Linked DNA regions of Homo sapiens: region 2 is linked to region 1. Evidence: read pairs that join two places in POLR2A ChIA-PET (ENCODE). Cell type or tissue: Panc1. All regions are shown on one strand. Links, peaks and the distances in the headings refer to the core of each region. The heading gives the core; the rest is flanking DNA. Region 1 has its middle 23 kb from the start of ZBTB40. Region 2 has its middle 5.1 kb from the start of NBPF3.

Region 1 (2,916 bases), core at 183-2,682:
GACAGGGTCTTGCTATGTTACCTAGGCTGGTCTCCAACTCCTGAACTCAAGTGATCTGCCCTCTCAGCCTCCCAAAGTGCTGGTATTACAGGTGTGAGCGACTGCACCTGGCCTAAATGTTGATATTATAACCAGATAAGGACAGTATGAGACAAGATTATTATAGGCCAGTTTTACTTATAACTACAGATGCAAAATTCCCAACTCAAAAAACCAAAGTAGCATTTATTTTAGGAATGTACAGATGATTTAGAGTCAGATAAATCTATTGAGGTATTTCAGATTAAAGAAGAAATTACAATGTTTTAATAGATACAAGAAAACACTTATTAGTGATTATAGTAGCTTCTTAAATAAAAGATACTTAGATAAAAGAACTTTATCAAAAACTTACAGCAGACATCATACTTTTTTTATTTTTTTGAGACGGAGTTTCACTCTTGTTGCCCAGGCTGGAGTGCAATGGCGCAATCTCAGCTCACCGCAACCCTCCGCCTCCCGGGGTTCAAGCGATTCTCCTGCCTCAGCCTCCCGGGTAGCTGGAATTACAGGTGTGCGCCACCATGCCCAGCTAATTTTTTTGTATTTTTAGTAGGGATGGGGCTTCACCATGTTGGTCAGACTGGTCTCGAACTCCCAACCTTAGGTGATCCACCCGCCTCGGCCTCCCAAAGTGCTGGGATTACAGGCATGAGCCATCGCGTCTGGCCAGCAGACATCACACTTAATGGAAAAAAAATGTAGATTTCCCATGAATATGGAAACCAGCCCAGTATACTTTCCAATACCACTACTGTTTAATGTGGTACTGGGAACCCGGTATATAATAGTGGCATCACAGTTCAGGGAAGAAAAATGAATTACTTAATAATGCTGATGGGAGAATTGGATGGTAAGGTGAGGAAGAAAGTCAACATACTTCCAGCTGGATTAAGGACCTAATGTGAAAAAGCAAAGTTATAAAACTATTAGAAAAAAAAAATGTAGGCAAATGCCTTTGTGACTTTGCGATCAGTAAGAATTTCTTTCTTTTTTTTTTTGAGGCGGAGTCTTGCTCTATCGCCCAGGCTGGAGTGCAACGGCGCTATGTCGGCTCACTGCAAGCTCCGCCTTCCGGGTTCAGCCATTCTCCTGCCTCAGCCTCCCGAGTAGCTGGGACTACAGGCGCCCGCCACCACGCCCGGCTAATTTTTTGTATTTTTAGTGGAGACGGGGTTTCACCGTGTTAGCCAGGATGACCTCAATCTCCCGACCTTGTGATCCGCCAGCCTCGGCCCCCCAAAGTGCTGGGATTACAGGCATGAGCCACCGCGCCCGGCCCAAGAATTTCTTAAAGAAGAAAATATCTGGATTTGACTACTTCAAAATGAAAGACTTTTGCTTGTATCAGTTAGATTTAGACTTACTAGCAGTCCGGGGCTGGCATCCGGGATGTTTCCCCAACCTCAGCACATGGCTCTGACCTTTCAATCCAATATTCCAACCGGCAAGAAGGAGGTAACTGGAAAGAAGAAAGAAAGGAACTCTTTCTTTTCAAGAATATTGCCGACAAATTTCCCACATATTTTCTCTTATATCCTATTGGCCAGAACTCAGTCACATGGCAACACCTGCAAGGTATGCTGGGAAATGTAGTCTTTATACCCGGAAGCCTTGGATCCAGTTACAAATCAGAGTTTGTATTTGTTTTAACTAGGAAGTAAAGGGAGGGCAGTTGTTGGAACTGGCTAGTAGCTATACAACAAAGAAATACCATAGACGGAGTTCATGCCAATTCGACTGAGAGAATATATTTTCAATATACATGACTGGCATTAATATCTGAAATGAACAGCAAAATCAGAAACAACAAAAAAAGTAGGGAGATAACACTATGTAAAAACATGGAAAGGATATGAGCAAGCAACTCATAGACGAGGAGACCAGAATGGCTAATAAACAGAAAAAGAGATGTTTCATCTTATTAATAATCAAAGAAATGCAAAATAAAGTGAGAAATGGCTACTAGTTTACATCCAATGATAAAATATAGGATAATATCAAACAGCCAGGGATGTGGGGAAAATGCAACCCTTATGCACTGCGGGGGTGAGCAAAAAATTTTTTTCCCACTTTTTAAAAACTATAGATTCAGTGGGTACCTGTGCAGGTTTGCTATATGCTTATATTGGGTAATGCTGTGGTTTGGGCTTCTGGTGAACCCATTATCCAGATTGTTCACATAGTATCCAACAGGTCGTTTTTCAACCTTTGTGACCCTCCCTCCCTCCTTGGGAGTGAAAATTGTTGCAGCCACTTTGGAGAGCAATTTGGAGATATTTAGTGATATGGACAAAGTGCATATCACTTTATAATGTAAATCCTGTCCTGTGTATAAACCCCAGAGAAATTCTTGCTTAAGTATACAAAGAGATATATTCAGAGATGTTTACTGCAGCATGGTTTATAACAACAAAATTGGAAGTAACTTAGATGTTCTTCAATAAATAATTATTAAATATAATATGTATAAATGATGGAATATAATACAACAGTAAAAAAGTACTAAATCTATATTAATCAAGACCAATAGATGTCAAAGAAGCAGAATGAGCTATTAGCCATGTATCACTATATACATTAAACATACACACATATGTCATATGTTGTTTATATAAATGCACATGTATGCATTTAAAATGCAAATACAGTTATAAATGTAAATAAAATGGACAGAGAACCTTGGGACAGTGTCTATGGGGCAAGGAGAATGAGACTGGATATAGAAGATAAAAAGAAAAAAACTAAATTAAAAAATAAAGTAGGCCAGGCACAGTGGCTCACACCTGTAATCCCAGCACTTTGGGAGGCCGAGGCTGGGTGATCACGAGGTCAGGAGTTCGAGAGCCGCCTGGCCAGTATGGTGAAACCCCGTCT
Region 2 (2,916 bases), core at 316-2,815, 990 kb after region 1:
CTGGGGGCCGCCTCATCCCAAATGCTGCCTCCTACAAGAAGCCTTCCTGATTTCACCTCCTCCACTAACTCAGCCCTCAGCTCGCCGCTGAGGCCTCCCGTTTATTGCAAAGACATCATTTGGCATTGCTCACAGGTGGGCTCCGAAAGGGCCGTGCCTCCCCTCTGAGACTGGGGGCTCCCCAGGGCAGGGGCCAGGTGAGTTAGCAGGGGTGCTGAGCAGCTACAGCCTGGGTCCCAGGCCCCCACCCATTTGCAGTTCAGTCCCAGGCCACCGAAAGGCGTGGCGAGGGAGCCCGGGGTTTCCTGGCAGGGCCCTGTCTTCCCACCTCTCTGGGCTCACACCTGTGCCAGGTCCCTTAGGCTCTGCTGTAGCTCCTCTCCGTCCTCTGTCTCCAGGGCCGCCTGCTCCTGTAGCCACAGGGATTCCTGGAGTGCGGTGAGGGAGACAAAGGGTAGTCGGGGTTCTGTCTTATCTGAAACCTCCCCTTCCCCTCCCTCCCTGGCCCACCACTGACCAGGTGGCCTCTGAAGCCATGTCCATAGGCCAGCCACCTGGTAGACCCCACAGCAGGCCCGAGACCCTCACTGAACAGACTAGGCCCAGAGAAGAGCTGTGTTCTGCCCCAGGTCACACAGTTGATGGGAGGAGACCCGGACCTAGAACCCAGGTCAGGCCCCAGACAGGGGGGTGACCAAACCAGGCTGTACCCCCGAAGAGTGAGTGTCCCACTGGTCGGGGGAGGGGGTGAGGGGAAGCTGGGTTGCCAGAGGCAGCATCTGGACCTGGAGACAGTGGATGGGAGTTCAAGTCCCGACTCTCCCGCTTACTGGCTCTGAGACTGGACAAGCATTTCCCCTCTTGGGCCTCAGTTTCCCCATCTGTGTCATGAGGATTGCGCTACAGGGCTGCTGTGAGGAAGAAATGGGATGGAGGAGGTGAGTGTGCTTACCACAAAGCCTGCACACCTGTGAGGGCTGAACCTGCGTGTGAGTGGGACGCTGGGGGTGGCCCAGGCAGCCCAGCCCTAAGCCTGTGTCCATGGATCTGTCCGGTACCCCATCCCACACTGCCACATCTCAGGGGCAGCTGCAGCTCACCAGGGCCTCAAGCTTCTTGGTGAGGTCCTTGTTGACCTGATCCTTCTCCAGATTCTGCTTCTGAAGACGCTCCACTGCCAGGCCCAGCTCTGTCACTCTGGAGTTGGGGGAACAGCAGAGGTGAGTGGGGGACCACCCCTGCCTCTCAAATCCACTAGTTCTGTGTCCACCATGCTTCTCCAAACCCGAGGCAGGGACCCTAACATCCACCTCCCTGGCTGTGTGACCTTAGGCAAGTCCCAGCTCCTCTCCAGACCTCACACCTCTCATCTGTGAAGTGGGAATGAGGTTGCCACCAGCTTTATCTCATGGGAAAGCACTTGAGGACTTGTCCAGGTGGCAGGAATAAGGGGCAAAAGTTTTTGTTTTTTTTTTTGAGACAGAATCTCGCTCTGTCATTCAGGCCGGAGTACAGCGATGTGATCCTGGCTCACTGCAACCTCTGCATTCTGGGTTCAAGCGATTCTCCTGACTCAGCCTCCCTGGTAGCTGGGATTACAGGCACCTGCCACCACGCCCGGCTAATTTTTGTATTTTTAGTAGAGACGGGGTTTCACCTGTCAGGCAGGCTGGTCTTGCGCTCCTGACCTCAGGTGATCCCCCCACCTGACAAAGTGCTGGGATTACAGGTGTGAGCCACCGCACCCGGCCACAAGTTCTGTCATTGGAGGCTAAGCTGTTTATGATATACACTGGGCAAGCGCCTTCGGAACCTCAGTGGGGTGCCTGGGAAAACTGGCTGAGGTCACAGAGGAAGGCCTGACCCTAGTGAACAGATGCTCCCTTCTCCCCAACTCTCCAGTTTTACCTTCTGCAGGGACACCTGCCTCGTGTGGCACCCACCAGGTACCCACCTGGCACTGAGGTGAGCCTTGTCCAGGTCGCTTTGCATCTGCTGCTGGGCCAGGTCCCTTCTCGTGAAGCACCTTGTCCTGCAGCTGCTCCTCCAGCTGGGTCTGCAGCAGGGCCTGCTTCTTCAGGGCTGCCTCGACCCTTCTCTCTGCCAGCTGCAGGCCCATGCTCAGTCCCAGGCCGACCTTCTGGACAGCTCCCCTCCCAGCTGCAGCAGGTCCCTGGGGGAGAGAGCACAGGATGGGGATGGGATGGGGCTCACTCCCAACTACAAATTAAAACTACGCTGGGGCCAGGTGTGGCGGCTCACACCTATAATCCCAGCACTTTGGGAGGCCGAGGCAGGCAGATCACCTGGGGTCAGGAGTTCGAGGCTAGCCTGGCCAACATGGTGAAACCCCATCTCTACTAAAAATACAAAAAATTAGCCAGGCGTGGTGATGCACTCCTGTAGTCTCAGCTACTTGGGAGGCTGAGGCAGAATTGCTTGAACCTAGGAGGAGGAGGTTGCAGTAAGCTGAGATCATGCCACTGCACTCCAGTCTGGGCCACACAGCCAGACTGCGTCTCAAAAAAATAAATAAATAAAAATAAAACTACACTGGGCTGGGTGCAGTGGCATGCACCTGCAGTCCCAGCTATGCAGGAAGCTGAGGCAGGATTGCTTGAGCCCAGGAATTTGAGGCCAGAATGGGAAACATAGTGAGACTCCATCTCAAAAACTAAAGAGGAAGAAAGAAAGAAAAAAAAACCCTACACTGGGATGTCGTTTGTCCACTATCACATTGGGGAAAAAAAAAAAAGGGACACATAATACACAAGGAGGGGCTCTGGGGCAACAGGCCCTCCCCTACACAGCTGGTGGGAAGGTGAGTACAACCACAACGGAGGGCATTGAGGGAGAGCTCCGAAAACTATGCATGCATAGGACCTTCCCCACCGGCTCCTCCTCTAAGAATGTATC

Evidence for each region. ChIA-PET counts read pairs that join two places held together with the same protein. Peaks named below come from ENCODE experiments on the same cell type or tissue, not always from the same donor. Only the 100,000 strongest peaks of a DNase experiment are listed, where the experiment ranks them.
Region 2: POLR2A ChIA-PET joins it to region 1 with 12 read pairs; 1 of 35 experiments calls an interaction of 5 or more read pairs at or near these places.

Annotation. Positions count from the first base shown.
Region 1 is chr1:22,427,505-22,430,420 of GRCh38, reverse strand. It overlaps a transcript of ZBTB40 not described here. Among named protein-coding and RNA genes, the nearest start is that of ZBTB40, 23 kb to the left of the region's middle. In Panc1, for the core only: no CTCF peak of the experiment used is centred there; a DNase peak (open chromatin) is centred at 1,580; H3K4me3 peaks cover 1,191 bases; H3K27ac peaks cover 591 bases.
Region 2 is chr1:21,433,579-21,436,494 of GRCh38, reverse strand. It overlaps the pseudogene CROCCP5. Among named protein-coding and RNA genes, the nearest start is that of NBPF3, 5.1 kb to the left of the region's middle. RefSeq lists a silencer at 305-599. In Panc1, for the core only: no CTCF peak of the experiment used is centred there; no DNase peak of the experiment used is centred there.